Linked DNA regions of Homo sapiens: region 2 is linked to region 1. A link is an interaction called in ENCODE POLR2A ChIA-PET data of the cell type or tissue named here. Cell type or tissue: PC-9. All regions are shown on one strand. Each heading gives the region's core, and the rest is flanking DNA. Links, peaks and the distances in the headings are about the cores only.

Region 1 (12,499 bases), core at 3,243-8,242:
AGAATGACAAAAGTAAAGTTAACTCAAATTCTAGTTTTCAGTGCATAGGTTTTACATCTACCTCTAGTATTTTGTTTGATGCTATTATAAATGGACCTGTTGAATTTCAATTTTCAATTGTCCATTGCTAGCATACAGAAACAAAAGTATTTTGAAGTAAAATTTACAAATAGGCACACATTTTAAGTGTACAGTACATTGACAAATGTATACAGCCAAGTCATTACCACCATGATCAAGAATATTTCCATCACTGAAAGTTTCCTTGTGTCCTTTTCTGGTCATCCTAAACCACATCTCCAGCCCCAGGCAACCACCTACCTGCTTTCTACCACTGGAGACTTTATGTCTCCTAGAGTTTCATATAAACAGGATCATACAGTAATGTCTTATTTTGTGTCTGGTTCCTTTCACTCAGCACAGTGTTTCTGCAATTCAGCCATGTTGCTGTGTGTATCAGTCATTCCATCTTTTTGTTGCTGTGTAGGTTTCCCATGTACGGATGTACCACATTTTTTTGTGCATTCGCCTATTGATGGAAATTTGGGTTGTTGACAATTTTTGGCTATTATGAATAAAACTGCTATGAATATTTGTGTACAAGTCTTTGTGTGGACACGTTTTCATTTCTCTTGGGTAAACAGGATTGGATATATGGTAGTGTATATTTAACATTACAGGAAACTGCCAAAGAGTTTTCTGAAATCGTTGTACCTTTTTGCATCAGCAATGTAACGGGTTCAAATTGATTCACAGATGCACCAACACTTGGTATTGTCAATCTTTTCAATGCTAGCCTTTTTTAGTGGGTGTGCTGTACTATTTCAGTACAGTTCAATGTAGTTTTGTTTGTTTTAGTTTTTGAGATGGAGTTTTGAGCTTGTTGTCCAGGCTGGAGTGCAATGGCACGATCTCGGCTCACTGCAACCTCCACCTCCTGGGTTCAAGTTATTCTCCTGCCTCAGCCTCCTGAATAGCTGGGACTACAGGCACGTGCCACCATGCCCAACTAATTTTTTGTATTTTTAGTACAGACGGGGTTTCACCATGTTGGTGAGGCCAACTCCTGACCTCAGGTGATCCACCGGCCTTGGCCTCCCAAAGTGCTGGGATTACAGGCATGAGCCGCCGTGCCCGGCCCAAATGTGTTTACGTGTTCTTCTGACTAACGATGTTGTACATGTTTTTATGTGCTTATTGACCATTAATATATCTTCCTTTGTGAATTATTATTATTATTACTATTATTATTATTATTATTATTATTTGAGACGGAGTCTCACACTGTTGGCCAGGCTGGAGAGCAAGGGCACGATCTCGGCTCACTGCAACCTCCGCCTCCTGGGTTCAAGCGATTCTCCTGCCTCAGCCTCCCAAGTAGCTGGGATTACAGGTGCCCGCCACCACACCCGGCTAATTTTTTTTTTTTGTATTTTTTAGTAGAGATGGGGTTTCACTATGTTGGCCAGGCTGGTCTCAAACTCCTGACCTCGTGATCTGCCCACCTTAGCCTCCTAAAGTGCTGAGATTACAGGCGTGAGCCACCGCACCCAGCCATGAATTATTTATTTAAATCTTCATGTTTTAACATTTTTGTAAATTATTTATTTCTTCCATGATGATTTAGAGAGACTATCTTCAAGCCAGTACAAATATTTCATAAATGGTATGTGGCCGTTTTCTAACCAGTTGAGTAATTTGTTGCACAATAAGCCACCTCACATCTTTCAGCAAGAAATACATTAAATTTGAATAGTAAAGACATTACACACTGAATTAGGACACAACTAAAATTTGCTTTAAATATTTCTTTGGGGGAGAGGACAGCACCCTCTACTCAATAAAGACAAACTTTTTTTTTTTTTTTTGAGACAGAGTTTTGCTCTTGTTGCCCAAGCTGGAGTGCAATGGCGTGATCTCGGCCCACTACAACCTCCACCTCCTGGGTTCAAGCAATTCTCCTGCCTCAGCCTCCCGAGTAGCTGGGATTACAGGTGCCTACCACCGCACCTGGCTAATTTTGTATTTTTAGTAGCAACGGGGTTTCTCCATGCTGGTCAGGCTGGTCTCGAACTCCCGACTTCAGGTGATCCGCCCGCCTCAGCCTTCCAAAGTGCTGGGATTACAGGCGTGAGCCACCATGCCCCGCCAAGAGAAACATTTTTTACAGTGCAGAGGTCTTTTATTTTTTTAAAACACCTATTATGCTATGAATTTGTAGGGAAGAGGTTCCAGCAGCTCAGACTCCTTCCCATTGGTTCTCACAAAGTGTGCTTCTCTGGGTAGAGGCTGCTGCTTCAGTTGAACCCAGGTAGCTTTCTCTTTGGCTTCTTTCTTTTTCTGATCATTTTCCTTCACATGTTTCAGGAAGCTATCTCGGCTCTTAGAGTGCTTAATGTGCTCAATACACACATTAATTCTCTTGGCAAGAATCTTGCCCTTAACTGTTTGTTTACAACAGTGTCAACAGCATGCTGGGTAACATTGTAGACTCTTCCAGTTTAGCCGTGGTAACACTTGTGGGGTATTCCTTTTTGAACAGTACCCATTCCCTTGATGTCTACAATATCACCTTTCTTATAGATTCGCATATATGTGGCCAAAGGAACAACTTCATGTTTACTAAAAGACCTAGAGAACATATATTGGGTGCCTCTCCCCTTTCCCTTTGTGTTCGTCATTTTGGCGAATTACTGGAAGATGGCGGTTCCGGCCGAAAGGTTTACTCCATCTTTAATTGTGTTTTTAGATTTCGATGAAGTGGGCTGGGCGCAGTGGCCAGGAGTTCGAGACCAGCCTGTCCAACAGGGTGAAACCCCATGTCTACTAAAAACACAAAAATTAGCTGGGTGTGGTGGTGCACACCTGTAGTCCCAGATGCTCGGGAGGCTGAGGCAGGAGAATCGCTTGAACCCAGGAGGCAGAGGTAGTAGTCAGCCGAGATCTTGCCACTGCACTCCAGCCTGGGCGACAAACCAAGACTCCGTCTCCAAAAAAAAAAAAAGAAAAAAAAGAAAAAAATCCATTTCTAGTTAACTTATGTATGGCATAAATTAAGGATTAAGGTTCATTTTTATCTATATGTGTACCAGTGCATTCTCACATTACTATAAAATAACTGAGACTGGGTCGTTTATAAAGAAAAGAGGTTTACTTGGCTTATAGTTCTGCAGGCTGTACGGGGAAGCATAGAGGCTTCCACTTCTGGGGAGGCCTCAGAAAATTTACAATCATGGCGGAAGGCGAAGGGGAAGCAGGCACATACCACATGGCCAGAACAAGAGCAAGAGAGCGAAGTGGGGAGGTGCCACACACTTTTAAACAACCACATCTTATGAGAACTGTATCACAAGAACAGCACCAAGAGGATGGTGTTACACCATTCATGAAAGATCCATTCCCATGATCCAGTCACCTCCCAGCAGGCCCCACCTCTGGAGATTACATTTTCACATAAGATTTGGTGGGGACACAGACCCAAACCATATTAATATGGATATCCACTTTTTTCAGTATTATTTGTTGAAAATACTTATTTTCCTGGCCAGGCATGGTGGCTCATGCCTGTAATTCCAGCACTCTGGGAGGTTGAGTTGGGTGGATCGCTTGAGGTTAGGAGTTTGAAACCAGCCTGGCCAACACGGTGAAACCCAAACCAGCCTGGCCAACATGGTGAAACTCCGTCTGTAGTAAAAATTCAAAAATTAGCCAGGCGTGGTGGCGGCCCCCTGTACTCCCATATACTTTGGAGGCTGAGGCAGGGAAAATTGCTTGAACCGGGGAGGCGGAGGTTGTAGTGAGCCGAGATCGCACCACTGCACTCCTGCCTAGGCGACAGCACGAGACTCTGTCTCAAAACAAAACAAAACAAAACAAAACAAAAAAACAAAAAAGAGTATTGAATCTGTCAATCCATAATTAGTGTCTCTCTTCATTTAGTAGACCATAGGCCTTCATTAATATCTCTCAGTAATGTGTTATAATTTTCATTGTATAGGTCTGACACATTTTTCTCTAACTCTCACTGCATCCCAAATGGAAGGGATTGGTTTTATTTTGCAAGATATATACATTAAAAGTGATATATACATTAAAAGCAACAATAACTACCAAGTGTACTTTTACCATCTTTTCCTAAAAGGACATTTTAATGCCAAAGAAACAGATGGCATGAGGTCAGAGCAGTAACAGTGGCTGAAATCTACCTATTTGGCACCCACGCCGGCTCCTGTTCTGAGGAGTCACGAAAACTGGAAAGGCAGTAACCCTGAGGCCGACAAATTCCATGTTAGTTCTATTCCACCTCCAGTTCACCCTGTATTCCTCTCATCTCTATGGCAGACAGAATAATGGCCCAAAGACATACATGGCCTGATCCCCAGAACCTGCCACATGCTGTCTCACAGGCCAACAGGGACTCTGCAGACGGGAAGGAATTAAGCATTGACACGGGGAAACTATCCTAAATTTTCCTGATGGGCTCAATGTCATCACAGGCATCCTATGAAGTGACCACAGGACCTAAGAGGGTCAAGGTCAGAGGAGAGATAGGGAGACGGAAGCAGAAGTTGGAGTGCAGCACTCTGAGGACAGAGGAAGAGCCATGAGCCGAGGAATGCAGGCAGCCTCTAGGACCTGGAAAAGGCAGGAAACGGATTCTCCTCTAGAGCCTCAGGAAGGAACGTGGCTCTGCAAACACCTTGATTTTGGGCGGTGAGACCCATTTTGGACTTCTGACCTCCAGAACGATAACAGATGTGCGTTATTTGTAAGCTGCTGGGTTTGTGGTGATTTGTTACAACCCACTTTAGGGAACACTGACCCGGAAGGAGGGTGAGGATAGAGAAGCCAGAGTCAGCACAGAGGTGCTGGGAGGCGGGAGCAGAGGAGGGGCGAGCTGTATCCCAGACAGTAAGAGGGGAGAGTGTTTGGGGGCTGGTCAGGCTGCATAAGAAGGCAGAGGGACAAGGCCACTGAGTTGGGTGGCGCAGAAGCCAAGTGGCAGCCTTGACAGGAGCTGTTCCCTCTGGAAGAAAGGAAGGACCCCCGGCTGCTGTGGACTGAAGGCTTTTGCTCGCTTTGCCTCACCTAGATGCCCCCTTTCTGCTGCTACATCCCAGCACCCAGCAGGCACTCGGTACACACCTACGATGAACACCCGACTGCTCTGACTCTTCACCCTCCCACCACTGGTGACTCCAGCCTCACTGCTAACACTCCCTTACTCACGGGCCCCTCTGCTGCTCGAGGCGCCTCAGGGCCTTTGCACTGGCTGTTCCCGTGGCCTGGACCACTCTTCTCAGAGGTCTCTGCGTGGCTGCCCGCTGCTCATCACCCAGGCCCCACACAGCCCCCACCGGGCACGTGAGAGTGTCAGGTATTGAAAGGACAATATTTTGAAGACATTAGGGTCAACGAGCAGATTATCAAAACTAAATTCACCTGTTTCTTTTCACTTTTTTTTTTTTTTTTTTTTTTGAGACGGAGTCTCGCTCTGTCGCCCAGGCTGGTGTGCAGTGGCGCGATCTCTGCTCACTGCAAGCTCCGCCTCCCGGGTTCCCACCATTCTCCTGCCTCAGCCTCCCAAGTAGCTGGGACTACAGGCGCCCGCCACCACGCCTGGCTAATTTTTTTGTATTTTTAGTAGAGACGGGGTTTCAACCTGTTTAGCCAGGATGGTCTCGATCTCCTGACCTTGTGATCCGCCCGCCTCGGCCTCCCAAAATGCTGGGATTACAGGCGTGAGCCACCGCGCCCGGCCTCTTTTCACTTTTTTTAACGTGGCGACTAGAACACGTAAGATGGCGTCTGCGGTTCACCTTACACATCCTCCCTGGAGAGCGTACTCTAAACCAGGATGCAAGCTTCCCCTACAGGGCAAGACAGGAAATGCTTCCAGCTTCTCAGGCTCTCTGTCATAGTCACGGTGGCAAGAGTCAGCCACAGATGACGTAAGTGAATGGGTGTGGCTGTGCACCAAGACTTCACAAACACAGTTGCTGGGCTGGGCTGGGCGGGCCCCAGACAGTGAGTCGGCCCATACCTGCTGTGTGAAAGAATCCAAACCTGGGGCCGGGCGCGGTGGCTCACACCTGTAATCCCAGCACTTCGGCAGGCCAAGATTAGGCGGATCACCTGAGGTCAGGAGTTCGAGACCAGCCTGGCCAACAATGGTGAAACCCCATTTCTACTAAAAATACAAAAAATTAGCTGGGCATGGTGGCGGGCGCCTGTAATCCCAGCTACTCAGGAGGCTGAGGCAGGAGAATCACTTGAACCTGGGAGGCGGAGGTTGCAGTGAGTCGAGATAGCGCCACTGCACTCCAGCCTGGGCAACAAGAGCGAAACTCTGTCTCAAAAAAAAAAAAAAAGAAAAAAAAAAGAAATAATAAAAAAAGAAGAATCCAAACCTGCCCAGAGAGAGGCCTGGCTTTTGCCCTCCGCCCTCGGGAAGTCATCTCTGAGCCCTTGGTGTCTCGCGCATGAGGAGGGTCTGACTGCCTGGGGCCCTCAGGCCAGCCCGACAGCAAGATGGATTTGGGGTGGAGTTTGGGCCAGGTGGTATCCTTGAGCTTCCGGGGCTGGAGGCTGAGGTCAGCCACACAGATCGGGGAGGAGTCCCCAGTAAGAACCCGGGACACCAAGATCTGAGGAGGGTCCCTGGCTGGCAACACTCCCTGCGTGCCGGGAGGAGTGAAGGGAGAGGACAGCTGATAACTGGTCTCCGTGGAGCCTTCCGGGCCCTCTTCCTGGCTGCTTCCAGCGCGTCCTTCTCTGTGATAAGCCGTGACTGTGAACATGGCTGTGAGTCCTTCTAGAGAACTCGCAAGTATGCCAAGGTCTTGGGGGCCCTACTGACTTGCAGCTGGTGTTGGATGGAGCCCCACATGGACTGTCCCTCCTTGCTGCGCCATGGCCTCCCCACCGTGGGTCACACTGGTTTTCGGGGGCTAAGCAGCGGTTTTCCCTCCGCTTCCTCCTGGCTTCCCCGCTCCCCTGCCTCCTCCCCTCCCCCGTCGCAGCCCCGTCAGGCTCACCCAGAACTCTTCCAGCAGGGCCACCGCCTCCTCCCAGCTTAGCGGCTGACGGCTGCACACCCAGGCCTGCGTGTCGGCTGGCAGCGCGCTCAGAAACTGCTCCAGCACCAGCAGCTCCAGCATCTGCTCCTTGGTGTGCACCTCGGGCCGCAGCCGGTCCCGGCACAGGGCGCGTAGCAGCCCCAGCGCCTCGTGCGGGCCCGGCGCCTCGCCCAGGTGGAAGCGGCGGAAGCGGTGCCACGAGGAGCCCAGCGCCAGGCCCTCGGCCTCCTGCTTCAGCGGCACCGTCAGCTCCATGGGGCCTCCTGGACGGCAGCGCCTGCCCCGCGTGGCCCAGGGTGCAAAGAGGTCTCTGTGAGGGGCGGCGCTCACTCGGGCGGTGAGGAAAGGGTGTCTGTCTCGTGGGATCCCACGGAGTCAAGTGCCGGCTCTGCCCCTCGTTGGGCCCCTTCCGCGGCTTCTGTACCTCAGTCCTGCAGCTCCTCCCGCAGCCTGTCCTACAGCACAAAGGCTCTGGAGCAAATTCCAGCTCTGCCTCCCACCAGCTCTGTGTCCTTGGACAAGGTACAAGGCACCTTTTGTAATACACTGTCTCTCCATGTCCTTGGCTCACTCTCTCAGGCGAGGCCTCCCAAGCCTCTTTACCTCCGCGCACATGTGCACAGAGCTCACCGGAACTCCTCTTACACATTTTTGATTATTCGTTGCTGGTACCTAGAAATACTATTTTTGTGTATTGATCCTTCTAGCCAGTGACTTTGCAGAATTTACTTATTAATTCTAGTAGCTTTACTTTAGATGACTTAGGGTTTTCCATGTATACGATCATGTCTTCTGGGAATAAAGGCAGCATTATATCCTCCTTACCAATTTCAATGCCTTTTCTCTCCCTTGCCTTGCTGCATTGGCTGGTGTCTCCAATAGAGTGTCGAAAAGAAGTGCCGAGGGTAGACATTCTTGCACAGTTCCCAATTTTAGAAAGAAAGCATTCGGGCTTTCACCATCATTAAGTGTGGTGTCAACCTTGAGTTTGTCACTTACACCCTTTATGAGGCTGAGGAAATTCCCTTCTGTTCCTAAAATGCTCAGTTTTTATTACAAATGGGTATTAAATTCTGTCAAGGGCCGGGCGCAGTGGCTTACGCCTGTAATCCCAGCATTTTGAGAGGCCTAGGTGGGCGGAGTTTGAGACCAGCCTGGCCAACATAGTGAAACCCCGTCTCTACTAAAAATTCAAAAAAAAAAAAAAAAAAAAAAAAAAAAGCCAGGCGTGGTGGCACTGGCCTGTACTCCCAGCTACTTGGGAGGCTGAGGCAGGAGAATCTCTTGAACCCAGGAGGCGGAGGTTGTGGTGAGCGGATATTGAGGCATTGCACTCCAGCCTGGGCAACAGAGTGAGACTCGATCTAAAAAAAAAAAAAAAATTCTGTCAAATGCTTTTTCTATATCTGTTGAGATGATATGATGGTATTGACAGGGGTTTTCCCCTTCATTCTGTTAATATGGTGAATTACATTGATATTAAAATATTAAACCAATCTTGTAAGTCAGGGAAAATTGACACTTGGTTATGGTTATATATATATATATCTTACTGGATTTGATTTGTTAAAATTAAAAACTTTTCTTTTTCGAAACCACTTTATTGGCCTGGTGCAGTGGTGCACGTCTGTAATCACAGGACTTTGGGAGGCTGAGTTGGAGACCAACATGGACAACATGACGAAACTCTGTCTCCACTAAAAATACAAAAATTAGCTGGGGGTGGTGGTGCACGCCTGTAGTCCCAGCTACTCAGGAGGCTGAGGTGGAAGTCACTTGAGCCCAGGAGGTCAAAGCTGCAGTGAGCTAAGATCCCACCAGTGTACCCCAGCCTGGGAGACAGAGCAAGACCTTATCTCAAAACAAACAAACAAAAAACAAAGCAACAACAACAACAAAAAAGCTGCTGCAGTGGCTCACGTCTGTAATCCCAACACTTTGGGAGCGTGGGGGGGGGCGGGGGGGGTGGATCACCTGAGGTCAGGAGTTCGAGACCAGCCTGGCCAACATGGTGAAACTCTGTCTATACTGAAAATACAGAATTAGCCAGGTGTGGTGGCACACACATGTAGTCCCAGGTACTCGGGAGGCTGAGACAGGAGAATCTCTTGAACCCAGGAGGTGGAGACTGCAGTGAGCTGAGATTCCACCACTGCACTCCAGCCTGGGCAAGACAGAGCAAGACTCTGTCTCAAAAACAAAACACATACACACACACACACACACACACACACACACACAACCAGATTATTTTATTGAGATAGAATTCATATGCCATACAATTCAATTCACCCACTTAAAGTGTACAATTATTTTAGTATATCGTCAGATACACACAACTATCACCACAATGATTTTTAGAACATTTTCATCACCTCATGAAGAAATCCTATACTTTTCTCTTTATTTTGAGACAGAGTTTGGCTCTTGTTGGCCGGGCTGGAGGGCTGGGATTACAGGCGTGAGCCACCACCGCACCTGGCCAGAAATCCTATACTCTTTAGCTGTCACTGTTGACCCTCTCTCCCCGAGGCATAAACATCCACTAATCTACCTTATCTTCAGAGTTTACTGTAGAGATTTTATTAAATGAAATAATATAAAATGTTATCTTTGCGACTGGCTTTTTTCCCTTAGCATGATGTTTTCAAGGCTCATCTGTGTTGTGGTATACAGCAGTACTTCATTTCTTTCTCGATTTGAATAATGTTCCATTGTATGATCTACCACATACTGTTCATCCATTCATCAGCTGATGGGCATTTAGGCTGTTTTCACCTTTTATCTATTGTGAATAATGCCATTATGAACATTCCTATACAAGTTTTTGTGTGTACATGTGTTTTTATTACCTTGGGGGTATGTATCTGGGAATGAATTGCTGGGTCATATGGAAACTCTGTATTTAATCAATGAGAGAACTGCCAGATTGTTTTCCAAAGTGACTGCACCAATTTATATTCCCATCAGTCATATATGAGGGTCTGATTTTTGTTTTCTCACCAACACGTACCTTTTTTTTTGACACAGGGTCTCACTCTGTTGCTCAGGCTAGACTGCAGTGACATGATCATGGCTCACTGCAGCCTCAGCCTTCCTGGGCTCAGGTGATCCTCCCACCTCAGCTTCCTGAGTAGCTGGGACTTCAGGCACATGCTACCACACCCAGCTAATTTTTTAACATGGTTTAGAGTTAACTGTTTACTTCCTGGGAGTGGGGAAATTTTCTCTTTATCAAAAGTTGGCCCTAATATTCTAAGAGTTATAGGTAAATGTGAATCAATATGTCAGTTCCCCATCTCCCCGCTCATCTTTCTTAACTTTGTAGCTTAATGACATGAATATACAGAGCGAACAGACTTTGGTCTAAATATCAAAGTTTATTGAAATAAAATATAATCTATAATAAAAAATACTACAGGTGTTATTCACTGGTTACAGTTTTAAGTATATTAACAAAAACAGCCAACATTTTAACCCAACAATGACACTATCTTTGTGGTACAATAACAAACATGAAAGTAAATGTTGAATAATACTGAATAATTCTGTCAGAAATATTTTATACTTTACCATCTATGTATGCCTTTTAAGGAATATCCTCCCAAAGTGAAAGTTTTGAAACTGATGACATTGTTTTTAAGAATTAAGTAGTTTTAAAATAATTAGTATTTAAAACAAATTTATTTCACAGAAATTCAGTTCAACCCTAAGCTGGGTAGATGGTTTTAGGTATCTTTATGCAAAAAATGTATTTCAATGCTCTTTCCTATGAATCTCTAGGGTTGTTATTATTCCTCAATTGAAATTAAAGCTGGTCATAAAGCAAAACAGATGAATTATTTCAGAAGTAAAATGGGTATTAAGATAAAAAATGAAAGGAGGAGGAAAAAATAGGCACTCATACGTAATCTATATATTAAAACGCTTTGAGAACTCAGTAGCCAGTCTTGGCCTGGCACAAAGAGATCTTTGATATGTCACAGCAAATTGACCCAATTAGTCCAACAATAAAGTGGAGAAAGAAAACTTGTTTCTCTTCCTTGCTATATTTCAAGATAATTTTCTCTGTAGTCATTATACCATTCCACTTGCTACTCCTCAAAATATGTGCCTCAATCCAATTATTCTGCACAATTCAAGGAAAAGATTCACACGCACTAGCTTTAGGAAATGACTTTCAGGGTACCTCTGAAGTTTCACAAGCAAACATGATTCCTTTTGCTGACTGTTTTGTAGCATTCACACACCAATCTCCTGTTATACTGTCCTACTTGTAATGTGTGAATCTGTAACAAGCTGTCATTTATTAAGCAAGATAGTCTTTTAACAAAAACCTCTGAGGGCTTTTCAAAACCTCATCTTTAAAAATCTGTAAAACAAAGATACCCTATGTACCCTGAAAAAACTGCTTATTTCACATATGTGAAAAACAATAATAAAAATTCTGACAAAATTGAGAGACATACAAGACAGGTCTTCAAGGATTAAATACTGTTTGTCTTAAAACATGTTGCAATTATGTTCACAATGTAAGGTTCATTAAAAATTTTTAAAAAACACATTGCATTAGTTAGAACTGCTTTGTAAGGTATTTCAGTTACAAGGCCTATTTTGACAGATCACTGATTTGAGAACTTAAATGGGAATTTCAGTTTCTTGACTTTTTTTTTTTTTTTTTTTTGAGATATAAGAGTCTCGCTCAGTCGCCCAGGCTGGAGTGCAGTGGGGCAATCTTGGCTCACTGCAACCTCTGCCTTCCGGGTTCAAGCGATTCTTGCGCCTCAACCTCCCCAGTGGCTGGGATTACAGGCATGTGCCACCACACCCAGCTAATTTTTTTTGTATTTTTAGTAGAGACAGGGTTTCACCATGTTGGCCAGGCTGGTCTCGAACTCCTGACTTCAGGTGATCCACCCACCTCAGCCTCCCAAAGTGCTGGGATTACAGGCATGAGCCACCGCACCGGGCCAGTTTCCTGACTTTTTATTTTCAGCTATAAAACAATTATGAGAGCCAAAGGAGCCAGGATCACCTTCCAAAACATTTTGTTTTGTCCTTCTCTAATTTATGAGGCATTCTTTCTTCTCAAAGCAGGATATTACAGTGCAGATTAAAACTGGATATTAAAGTTAATGGTGACAAATTATTAAGTAGTTTGAAGAAATCCTTAGAATATCAGATAAAGAGAGACTTAATGGCAGAAGAAGAAGTCTACTGGGGTTCAAAGCTTAGGTTTTATATTTCTGCCATGGTATCTCAACACTTTCTCTGGGATAGTACGATGCCCTAAAAAATACCTGTGTTAGGCAGACAAGTCTAAATCTCCTTTCTCAGGACAATAGGACAAAACTGAACTTGAGGCAATAGTTGAAGAATTTTACCCCGTTTTTCAAGTTTAATTTTCTTGAGATCAGAAA
Region 2 (12,499 bases), core at 2,813-7,812, 57 kb after region 1:
TGCCACTGCACTCCAGCCTGGGTGACTCAGTAAGACCCTGTGTCAAAAAAAAAACAAAACCAAAAACAAAACTCAACTGTAAAGAACCAATCTAATTAGAAAGTGGGCAAAAGACATGAAGAGACATTTTACTAAAAAGAATATGCAAATGGCAAACAAGCACATCAAAAGATGTTCAGCATCATTAGCCGTTAAAGAAATGCAAATTAGGCTGGGTGCGATGGCTCACGCCTGTAATCGCAGCACTCTGGGAGGCCGAAGCGGGTGGATCACCTGAAGTCAGGAGTTCATGACCAGTCTGATTAACATGGTGAAACCCTGTCTCTACTAAAAATACAAAAAAATTCACTGGGCATGGTGGTGGGCGCCTGTAATCCCAGCTACTCGGGAGGTCGAGGCAGGAGCATCACTTGAACCTGGGAGCAGGAGGCTGCACTGAGCAAAGATTGTGCCACTGCACTCCAGCCTGGGCAACAGAATGATACTCCATCTCAAATTAAAAAAAAAAAAAAAAAAAGAAATGCAAGTTAAAACTACAATGAAATATTGCTACCTAAGAATGGCTAAAATAAAAAATAGTGACAACATTAAGTGCTGATGAAGATGCAGAGAAACTGGATCACTCATATGTTACTGGTGGGAATGTAAACTTTTCTACAGGTAATCTAGTAAACAGTTTGTCGCTTTCTTAAAAAAAAAAATACACAAGTTAACGGGGCATAATGGTGCATGCCTGTAGTCCCAGCTACTTGGGAGGCTGCGGCAAGAGGATCACTTGAGCCCAGGAATTCAAGTCCAGCCTGGGCAACAAAGCAAGACCCTGTCTCTTAAAAAACAAACAAACAAACACACAAACCAACAAGCAACTATGATATAACCCACCAACTGCACTCCTGGGCATTTAACCCAGAGAAATGAAAAACGTACCTGTACACAAATGTTTACAGCAGTTTGAGATAGAGTCTTGCTCCATCACCCAGGCTGGAGAGAAGTGGCACGATCTTGGCTCACTGCAGCCGCCACCTCTTGGGTTCAAGTGATTCTCCTGCCTCAGCCTCCCCAAGTAGCTGGGATTATAGGCACATGCCATGACAGCCAGCTGATTTTTGTATTTTTAGTAGAGATGGGGTTTCGCCATGTTGGCCAGGCTGGTCTCGAACTCCTGGTCTCAAGTGATTCACCTGCCTCAGCCTTCCAAAGTGCTGAGATTACAGGCGTGAGCCACCGTGCCCGGCGGGAAAACACCCAGATGCTCTTTAACAAGTAAAACTGCGGTAGGTCCACACCACAAAATACTACTCAGTAATGAACAGGAGCAAACTACTGATAGATGCAACAATCTGGATGATGCTTTGGAGACTTATGGTGAGTATGAAATGCAATCCAAAAAGATTACACACTGTATATAATATTCTCAAAATAACAAAATTATAGAAATGGAGAAAGATTAGTGGTTGTCAGGGGTTAAGAAGAGGGTAAGGGTGTGAGAGAAGTGGGTGTGGATATAAAAGGGCATCAGGCGGGATTCTTGTGTTAACAGAAATGTGCCATATCTTGATTTTATTTATTTACTTATTTCTCTATTTATTTTGAGACAGGGTCTCGCTCTTTCTCTCAGGCTGGAACGCAGTAGTGTGATCACAGCTCACTGCAGCTTCAACCTCCTGGGCACAAGTGATCCTCCCACCTCAGCTTCCTGAATAGCTGGGACTACAGGCATGTTCCATCATGCCTAGCTAATTTTTTATTTTTGTAGAAATAAGGTTTTGCCATGTTGCCCAGGCTAGTCTTGAATTCCTGGGCCCAAGTGGTCCTCTTGCCTTGGCCTCCCAAAGTTCTAGGATTACAGGCATGAGCCACTGTGTCCAGCCATGTATCTCGACTTTACTAATGTCAATTTCCTGGTTTTGATATTTTACTAAATTTTGCAAAATTACTAAATTTTCCCATTGGGGAAAACTGGGTAAAAGGTATGAGGGATCATTCTTTATTATTTCTTTTTTTTTTTTTTTGAGACGGACCGTTGCTCTGTTGGCCAGGCTAGAATGCAGTGGCACCATCTCGGCTCACTGCAAACTCCACCTCCCGGGTTTAAGTGATTCTCCTGCCTTGGCCTCCTGAGTAGCTAGGATTACAGGCGCCTGCCACTGCACCCGACTAATTTTTGTATTTTTTAGTAGACACAGGGTTTCACCATCTTGGCCAGACTGATCTCGAACTCCTGACTTCATGATCCACCCGCCTCGGCCTCCCAAAGTACTGGGATTACAGGCGTGAGCCACTGCGCCCAGACTGTTCTTTATTATTTCTTACACTGGCATGTGAATCTATAATTACCTCAAAATAAAAAGTTTAATTTATAAAAAAGGTAAATTCTCACCTCATACCATAAAACAAAATAAATTTGAAAGGCATTGGCTGGTATGATTCCTTTGTCTTTTTCTTTTAAAGTTTACAATTAACTAATATTATTTTGAAATTTGAATCTTACTTTATGTTAAAAAATGTAAGTAAGTGAAAATAATATTAAAACAGTATAGGAGTAGACATAACACAGATCAGTGGAAAAGAGAAGACTCTAACCTATTTAAAAATTTAGTATGTTACAGTAGAATTATTTTTTCCTTTCACCCTTCCAATTGACTCTCCATTTCTTCTCTATTCGGGAGACTAACCTCTATGGACTGCAGCAACTGGAATTCCTACTCTCTAATAATCAGTTGAATTTGGCCAAAGGGAGCTACTAGAGGAAATCAGAAAGTGGGAGTCAGAGAATGTATTACCTATGCTCTTTCCCTGCTGGGCCATAGCTTGGGGGTAGTATTCCTCTCCTGAAGGTCACATCTCCTCGTCAGGAGCTCTGTGCTTTACTAATCAATCTTGCTGTGTTCTGCTAAGTATTCCCTCTCCTTATCTCTTCAGAGTTAGGAGTGGCAATTATTTTCTGCTGTTGCTAGGTCTAAGATGCTACACCATCTCTTACTTGTTGTTCCCCTTAACTTTGCCCACACCTTTGTAAATAGTCTCTTCATTAAACTTTTGACAGTTATCCTTCAGTGTGTCGTCTACTTCCTGCCAGGACCCTGATACGCTTAACAAGAGGCAAAATCTGGATTGCTAGACTAATATACCAAAGGTCAATGTACATTTAGAAATGTACAGTTAGAGTGATGGATATATGGGGGTGCCTTTTTAAAATAAATGTTTGGGTAATACAAAATCTCTTTTCAAAGCTATGCAATAAAGAATACGGTCTTGCCCAAAGAGAGGTTTGACCTTTGTCCCAGCTCCTATGAAATAACTTCTAAATCTTGGCATTGCTGTACCAATAGGAGTGACTGTGTTATTTATTGTGGGCCCCTTGGGCCACACCTGCAGTTTATACTAATGATGGATCCCTTGAACCACATGGTGTCAGCTCAGCTTCCAGGGAGGGAAGGGTAGGAGTCTGGGTTCAATTACATGGGCAATAAATTAAATCCTACCTACATAATGAAATCTCAATAAAAAATCTGAACACTGAAGGTGGGGTGAACTTCCAGGATTGGCAGCACTCCATGCATATTTTCATACATCAGTTCCAGGAGGGTATGATGTCCTGAGGATCCAGGGGAAGCTTCACAGTTGGAACCCTCCTAGATTCTGCCGTATGTGTCTCTTTCCTTTGCTAATATTAACCTGTATCTTTGCCCTGTAATGAACTGTAATGGTGAGTATAATAGGTTTCAGGGAGTCCTGTTAGTCACTCTGGTGAATTACTGAACCTGAGGGTAGTTTTGGGAAACCTCTGAACTTGTGATTGGTGTGAGAAGTACGGGTGGTCTTCTATGAGCTCTTCCCTCTAACCTTGTAGTTGGGCCCTAGCTCCTTAGAGTTGGGGTCAGAAGCCTTGGGCAGACTTAGTAGTCTGGAGGACTCTGTTCTTAACCTCATAGTTTGGCTAATTCCAGGCAAAAGTACAAAAAAAGTAAGTAACAAAAAATATAAATTGAGATTAATTTGCCAAATTAATACATTTTTCCTGTATTTGTGTTTACATAATTTAAATTCTTCGACTTACCTGAGGGTCTACTAACCACCCATGGTACAAAGGAATATCAAGAAGATCAAATACTATGCATTCTGGTGTATATTCAAACACTCGAACACCAGTGAATCTTACATTTACATCCAGGCCTGTCTGTAGTTTGTGCAAAATTGCCATGGCATCACTCATATTCTGAAAATAGAAAAGGGGAAAGTTCTAATTCAGAAACATCAAAACGAGAACAAAAAAGATATTCAAGTACAAGCACATTTACTTTTAATTTTCCATTTTATCCAATAAATTCAATTCAACATATTTTTATTATTGAGTATCTACTATGTGTCAGAAGCTAGTTGGAGTTTGAAAGATACAACAATGAATAAAACAGACACTGAGGTGGGCGGATCACTTGAGGTCAGGAGTTTGAGACCAGCCTGGCCAACATGGTGAAACCCTGTCTCTGAAAATACAAAAATTAGCTGGGCATGGTGGCATGCGCCTGTAGTCCCAGCTACTTGGGAGGCTGAGGTGGGAGGATCACTTGAACCCAGTAGGTGTAGGTTGCAGTGAGCTGAGATTCTGCCACTGCATTCCAGCCTGGTCAACAGAGCGAGACTCTGTCTCAAAAAACGAAACAAAACAAGACAAAGTCCATGCTCTTATGCAACTAACATTCTATTGGGAGAGATAAACATGTATATATATAAAACAATGTCAAGTATTAGCAAGAAAAACTGAACAAGATGGAGTTGTAGAGAGTAATAGAAATGAAGGACCTATTTTAGACCACAAAGTCCAAAGTCAAATGTTTTTCAAGTCAAAGAGGAAGAAGGCCTCTCCTACTGGTGAATCTAAAATAACTGAAAGTAGGATCTTGAAGAGATAGTTGTACACCCACGCTCATTGCAACATTATTCATAATTCTTTATCTATTCTTAGTTACAACTGACAAATGAATAAAGAAAATGAGATATATACATACAATGGAATATTATTCAGCCTTAAAAAAAAGAAAGAAATCCTGTCAGATGCTACAACCAGATGAACCTTGAGGACATCATGCTGAGTGAAATAAGCCAGTCACAAAAGTAAAAATACTGTATGATTCTACTTATATGAGATATTTAGAGTCATCAAAATCATAAAAACAGAAAGCAGAATGGTTGTTTCCAGGGGACTGGGGGAAGTGGAAAAGGGGGGTTGTTTGATGAATATAGGGTCTCACTCTGTTGCCCAGGCTAGAGTGCAGTGGTATGATCATGGCTCACCACAGCCTCAAACTCCTGGGCTCAAGTGATCCTCCCATCTCAGTCTCCCATGTAGCTGGGGCTACAGGTATATGCTAACATGCCCAGCTAATGTTTTTGATATTTTGTAGAGACGGGGTCTCACTATGTTACCCAGGCTGGTCCTGAATTTCTGAGCTCAAGTGATTCTCCGCCTCAGCCTCTCAACGTATTGGGATTACAGACATAAGCCACCATGCCTGGCAAGTTTCAGTTTTAAAGATGAAAAAGTGGCTGGGCACGGTGGCTCCCACCTGTAATCCCAGCACTTTGGGAGGCTGAGGCGGGTGGATCACGAGGTCAGGAGATCAAGACCATCTTGGCTAACAGGGTGAAACCCCATCTCTACTAAAAATACAAAAAATTAGTCGGGCATGGTGGTGGGCACCTGTAGTCCCAGCTACTCGGGAGGCTGAGGCAGGAGAATGGCATGAACCCAGCAGGCAGAGCTTGCAGTGAGCCAAGATTGTGCCACTGCACTCCAGCCTGGGCGACAGGGCGAGACTCTGTCTCAAAAAAACAAAAACAAAAACAAAAAAACCATATATTTTATAATATGTGGTTTTTAACACAATTAAAAAAAATAGAGATGAGCTATCAAGCCATGAAAAGACACAGAGGAAACTTAAATGCGTAGTAGTAAAGAAAACAAGCTAATATGAAAAGGCTACATACTGTATAATTCCAAATGACATTCTGGAAAGGGCAAGACTACAGAGACAGTAAAAAAGATCAGTGGTTGCCAAGGATTAAGGGAAGGGAGGAATGAACAGGCAGAGTACAGAGAACTTTTAGGACAGTGAAACTATTCTGTATGATACTGTAATGGTAGATACGTGACATTATACATTTTTCAAAATCCACAGAATATACAGAACCAAGAAAGAGTAAATTATAGACTCTGGGTGATAATGATGTGGCATTGCCAGTTTATCAATAATAAATGAACCACTCTGATGCGGGATGTTGACAGTGGGGGAAGCTGTGTGTATGGGGTTAGGAGGAACAGGAGGTATATAGAAAGCCTCAGGACTTTCCATACTTAATTTTGCAGTGAATGCACTGAAAAGGAAGGAAGGATGGAAGGAAGGGAGTGAGGGAGAGAGGGAGGGAGGGGAGTGGGGAGTGTAAATGGGAGAGGAAAGAAGGAGAGGGAGGTGAGGGAGACAGGCCTCCTTGAAAATGACACTAGAATAGAGACTACAGGGAGCACTAAATGTTAGGAAGCTCTGGGCAAAGAGCATTCCAAAGTAGATGCCAGTGCAAAAACGAGTTTATTACTGTGTCCATGGAATAGCATGGGGCCCAGTGCGGCTGGGACAAAATAAAAGTGAAAAGTTGTAGGAGATAAAGTCTAAGAGACAGGCAGAGGCTGGATCACAAAGACTTGTTTGTCAGATTAAGGAGTCATTTTGTCCACATCAGTTTTCTCAATAAATGTAGTCATATACATCTGGAATAAAGACTATTTTAGGCCGGGCGCAATGGCTCACGCCTGTAATCCCAGCACTTTGGGAGGCCGAGGCGGGCGGATCACAAGGTCAGGAGATCGAGACCATCCTGGCTAACACGGTGAAACCCCGTCTCTACTAAAAAATACAAAAAACTTTTAGCCAGGCATGATGGCGGGCGCCTGTAGTCTCTCTCAGCTACTCGGGAGGCTGAGGCAGCAGAATGGCGTAAACCCGGGAGGCGGAGCTTGCAGTGAGTGGAGATCGCGCCACTGCACTCCAGCCTGGGCGACAGAGCAAGACTCGGTCTCAAAAAAAAAAAAAAAAAAAAGACTATTTTAAAATGCTTTTCTAAGCACGTTAACACATTAAGTATGGACATATGTATAGAGAATACATTTGAAAGAATAAAGAAAAACCAATACATAAAATTTAACACACTTTTACTGAATCCCTACTGCTAATCAGACACTGTACAAGATACTAAAGACACAAAATAAGAACAGTAGACTATAGTTTGTAGAGGGGTTTGATAATAAAAAGGGTGAAAATGAAGGAAATCTTACATTAAAACTACGGATTCTCTTTGAAATTTGAAAAAGACAAATTTAGGTTACAAAAATGAAGTTCTGTTTTATGAAATAATTCATAAAATTCCATTCTAACAGACTGTACAGACTGTAAACAGAAATCATTCAAATGTTTTAAATTAATGAATGATGCATTTATAATAGGATAACATTGTTATACTGCAGTCTTTGACCTTTGTCAGTTTCATCTCTTCTACTGTTCCCCCCAAACAACATATTTTCTCAACCTTCCCAAAAATTAAACGCTTAAAAACAACCAGCTTACATTTTTTCCCTTAAGTGTTTTAGAACTTTTCTTAAATCTACAGCAATGATGAATCTGAAAAAATAGTAACAACAGTGAGCAATCTAAGAATTATAGTTTTACAACCACCAGATTTTCCTCTATTTTTGTAAATTCTTGTTTGTCAACCACCCAACTTCCTTTAGGGGCAATATGATTTCTAATGGCTCTGGGCTCATGCTTATACCTTCATATATTTGCTACAATTATTCCCCATTATTTAATATTAAAACAACTAAGTTAACACCATTTGATATCTTCATAAAGATTAATAAAACGGTTAAAAGAGGCCAGTTAACAGTGGCTCATGACTGTAATCCCAGCACTTTGGGAGGCTGAAGTGAGCAGATCACTTGAGCCCAGGAGTTTGAGGCTGCAGTGAGCCACGATAGCACCACGGCAAACCAGACAAAGTGACAGAGTGAGACCCTGTCTCAAAAAAAAAAAAAAAAAAAAAGTTGGCACGTTGACTCACGCCTGTAATGCCAGACAGGTGGATCACTTGAGGCCAGGAGTTCGAGACCAGCATGGCCAACATGGTGAAATGCCATCTCTACTAAAAATAAAAAAATTAGCCAGGAGTGGTGGCACATGCCTGTAATCCCAGCTAATTGGGAGGCTGAGGCATGAGAATCTCTTGAACCTGAAAGGCGGAAGTTGTACTGAGCTGAGATCATGCCACTACACTCCAGCCTGTACAACAGAGGGAGACTTTGTCTTTTCTTTTGTTGTTTTTTTGAGACGGAGTCTCGCTCTGTCGCCCGGGCTGGAGTGCAGTGGCGTGATCTCGGCTCACTGCAACCTCCACCTCCTGGGTTCAAGGGTTCCATCTGCCTCAGCCTCTCGAGTAGCTGGGACCACAGTACGTGCCACCACGCCCAGCTAATTTTTTGTATTTTTAGTAGAGATGGGGTTTCACTGTGTTAGCCAGCATGGTCTCGATCTCCAGACCTTGTGATCCCCCCGCCTCAGCCTCCCAAAGTGCTGGGATTACAGGCATGTGCCACTGTGCCCAGCCGAGACTCTGTCTTAATAAAAAACAACAACTGATAAACCAAACAAACTTATTTTAAAAGGGTTTTAAACTCTTGGGTAAGTATTTTGCCACTTTGTTCCTAATTCCAAATTATACTTAATATTACAAAATATAAATGTGAGCTATGGTTGCTTACCTCACAAGAAGGGAGTACTAGTGGATCCTTTAAGGCAATGGTTAAACTGTTTCTTAGAACTCTTTTCAAATGAACTTTTAACATGGTCAAATATTTTAAATTTAAATACAAAATATATTTTAAGAATATATTTGCACTCATTAAAAATTTGTTATGAATACACACATCATGTTTTCTTGTGCTGTCAGTACACTATTAGACAAAACTGGAAAAAATAGGCTCTTTGCTTACATTACAACTTCTGGTAAAGAGTTTTAAATGGGAATATTGCAGCTCTGTGTTGGTCTTTCTAAAATTAGGTTTGAAGACATCTGTTCACGTAAAATTACACAAAAAAGAACACTATTACATCACACTTGTGGAACATTACACATTAGCTTAGACTCAGCCCAGCCATATAAGCTTGACATACACTATTTTCAAAACAGTAATGTAATAATAACACCTTATAGTTTCATTGTTTATTTTAAAAGCAGGGTACTTTTTGCCTGATATGTTTATGAGAAATGCAAGCAGTTGTTAGATATCCTTTGTTTCAACTTTGAGCCAATATTCCAAATTCCCTTCAAGAATCCTGATCAGTGTAATGGGAGTGTATTCCAATGCAAGATGGACTTAAACCAAATGCTGATAACATTTGCAAGCATTTTTATTTTTCTTTCTTTCCTAATTTTTTGAGATGGAGTCTTACTATATCACACCCGGATTGGTCTTGAACTCCTAGGCTCAAGTAATCCTCCTGCCTCAGTCTCCTGAGTACCTGGAATTACAGCTGTGAACCACTGTAACTGGCTGCAAACAGTTTTCTTTTCTTTTCTTTTCTTTTTTTTTTTTGTAACAGGGTCTCACTCTGTTGTCCAGGCTGGAATGCAGTGGTGTGATTTGGCTCACAGCAACCTCTGCCTCCTGGGCTCAAGCGATCCTCTGACCTCAGCCTCCCAAGTAGCTGGGACTATAGGCGTGTGCCACCATGCCTGGCAAACGTTTTGTATTTTTTGTAGAGACAGGGTTTTGCCATGTTGCCCAGGCTGGTCTCACTACTGGGCTCAAGCAATCCGCCTGCTTTGGCCTCCCAAAGTGCTGGGATTACAGGCATGAGCCACCACGCCTGGTGCTTGCAAACACGAAAATTAAGATTTTCTCATTTCAATCAAGATTTTCTCAGGATTAGGCAACGAAAGTAAAATGAATTTGGAGGTTGACATCAGACTGCAGCTATCATCCGCAGTCCCTAATTTTAAGTTTTTAATAAAAATAGCTTCATGATTTCAGTAAGAAATGATATAAATTTCATAAATACATGATATAAATTAAACTTTATCACTTTATACTTATCATGTACTGGTTTTATATATTGGAAGCTGGGATGAGATTTCATTTGAAAAGAGGTTTCTATTGCTAAAAATGTTTAAATATCACTGTTTTAAGATACAAATTCCCCTGATAAAATTTAAATCACTTAGAATACAAATCTGGCTTTAGCTACAGATTTCCTTTCTTTTCCTTCTCCTCCTCCTCCTTTTTTTTTTGTCGCCCCGGCTGGAGTGCAGTGGCGCGATCTCGGCTCACTCCAAGCTCTGCCTCCCAGGTTCACGCCATTCTCCTGCCTCAGCCTCCAGAGTAGCTAGGACTTACAGGCGCCTGCCACCACGCCTGGCTAATTTTTTGTATTTTTTTTTTTTTTTTTTTTTTTTCAGTAGAGCTGGGGTTTCACCATGTTAGCCAGGATGGTCTCAATCTCCTGACCTCGTGATCCGCCTGCCTTGGCCTACCAAAGTGCTGGAATTACAGGCGTGAGCCACCACGCCCGGCCTCTTATTTTTTGAGGCAGAGTCTCCCTCTGCTGCCCAGGACGGAGTGTAGTGACGCAATCTCGGCTCACTGCAACCTCCGCCTCCCTGGTTCAAGCAATTCTCATGCCTCAACCTCCTGAATAGCTGGGACTACAGGTACATGCTATTACACTCGGCCAATTTTTGTATTTTTAGTAGAGGTGGGGTTTTTCCATGTTGAACAGCTGGTCTCGAACTCCTGGCCTCAAGTGACCCATCCACCTTGGCCTCCCAAAGTGCTGGGATTATAGGCAGGAGTCACCGCATCTGGCCTAGATTTCCTATCTTATGATATAATGCAATGTAAGTTGTTGATTCTTCTTCTTTTTTTTTTTTTTTATGAGACAGAGTCTTGCTCTGTCACCAGCCTGGATCATAGTGGCGCGATTCCAGCTCACTGCAACTTCCGCCTCCTGGGATCAAGTGATTCTCCTGCCTCAGCCTCACGACTAGCTGGGACTACAGGCGCGCATCACCATGCCCAGCTAATTTTTTTTGTATTTTTAGTAGAAATGGGGTTTCACCATGTTGACAAGGATGGTCTCCATCTCCTGACTTCGTGATCTGCCCACCTCGGCCTCCCAAAGTGCTGGGATTACAGGCTTGAGCCACCACGCCCAGCCAACTTGTTGATTTTTCAAATTTTATTAAGACTAGATTATCTGAACATTAAATTCAAGAAATTTTGCAAGACAAATGAGTTATGCTTTCTTTTTGCAAATTTGATACTGGTGAAAGTATGTTAAAAAAGGTTGCTTTGAAAGTAAATATGAAGGTTCCAACGATGTCTCTTTCTTCCCTGGCTAATACTTCCTTCCACTCTAAGAAGCCAATTCCTTCTTGCCTTCTATTACCAAGTAAAGGAAGAATACTGAAGAAAATGAAGCTCCGCTTGCTTTTTTCCAGCACCAATAATTTTAAGCCTAGTGATACCTCCTACATTGCAGAACAGGATCTCTAAAGAACATGCCAAGAAATGTGGATACTGAAACTATCAAATAGCAAAACTTGTCCTAATGACATACCATATACATCATTTGTTCAACTTTCTCCTGAACATAACTTAATTGTAAAATATAAATAAAATGAGGACAGATACATCAATGACAAATTGACCTGGAAGTCAATTTTTCAAGAAAAACACTAGGTTTGATCTCTCATGGAATGAGAAAAAAAAGGAAAAATACTGAGAAAAAAATGAGAAAAAAAGGAAAAATCTGGCTGTGAGCTAAAAATGGATTTCATATTTTTAAAGAGGCATAAAAAAAGAAAACAAAGAATATGTAATAGAGACTGACCACATGTGGCTTGCAAAGTCTAAAGTGTTTACTATCTAATCCTTTATAGAAAAATGCTGCCAGCTACTAATAGAAACCAATGTATATATTTAAACTTTAAAATTATATACTTTAACAAAAACTGTTTATTACCTGTTCATAATTTAAACGTTGAATTTCTGAAATTTCTTTTGGCTTTGCATCAAGCATGTAATCTCCTGTAAAAAAAAAAAAAGAATTGTAAAATTGCCTTTTAAAAACTTGTTTTTCTGATTACAAAAGTAATAGATCTTAATTATAAATGTTAAAACACTGTAGCTATAGTTGACATATAAAATTGACTCCCCAATCCTACCCAGAGAAAATCAATGTTAACTTTTCCTATCACGTCAAATATTTTTTCAATGTATATACTATAGTGCTTTGAACTTTTTACTTCCATTTTATATTTCAGCATCATTCCATGTTATTATGTATAAAGGTCCCAAAGGTTATAACAAATTTCACTGCTGTCAACAATATAACTATTTCTGATTACCTCACCAACAATGGGTATTATCAGTCTTCTAAATGTCTGCAAC

Evidence for each region. Peaks named below come from ENCODE experiments on the same cell type or tissue, not always from the same donor. Only the 100,000 strongest peaks of a DNase experiment are listed, where the experiment ranks them.
Region 2: POLR2A ChIA-PET joins it to region 1 with 28 read pairs; 4 of 35 experiments call an interaction of 5 or more read pairs at or near these places.

What each region holds. Positions count from the first base shown.
Region 1 is chr15:58,859,841-58,872,339 of GRCh38, reverse strand. It overlaps MINDY2 (MINDY lysine 48 deubiquitinase 2), which reads right to left. Exons shown (of 9, transcript NM_001040450.3): 9 at 10,440-12,499. It also overlaps the pseudogene ZNF444P1 and the pseudogene RPL21P14. Among named protein-coding and RNA genes, the nearest start is that of SLTM, 68 kb to the left of the region's middle. In PC-9, for the core only: CTCF peaks have their summits at 5,630 and 5,830; DNase peaks (open chromatin) are centred at 5,939, 6,609 and 7,099; H3K4me3 peaks cover 2,429 bases; H3K27ac peaks cover 2,821 bases.
Region 2 is chr15:58,801,950-58,814,448 of GRCh38, reverse strand. MINDY2 (MINDY lysine 48 deubiquitinase 2) reads right to left here. Exons shown (of 9, transcript NM_001040450.3): 3 at 12,072-12,136; 4 at 4,061-4,219. Among named protein-coding and RNA genes, the nearest start is that of MINDY2, 37 kb to the right of the region's middle. In PC-9, for the core only: no CTCF peak of the experiment used is centred there; no DNase peak of the experiment used is centred there.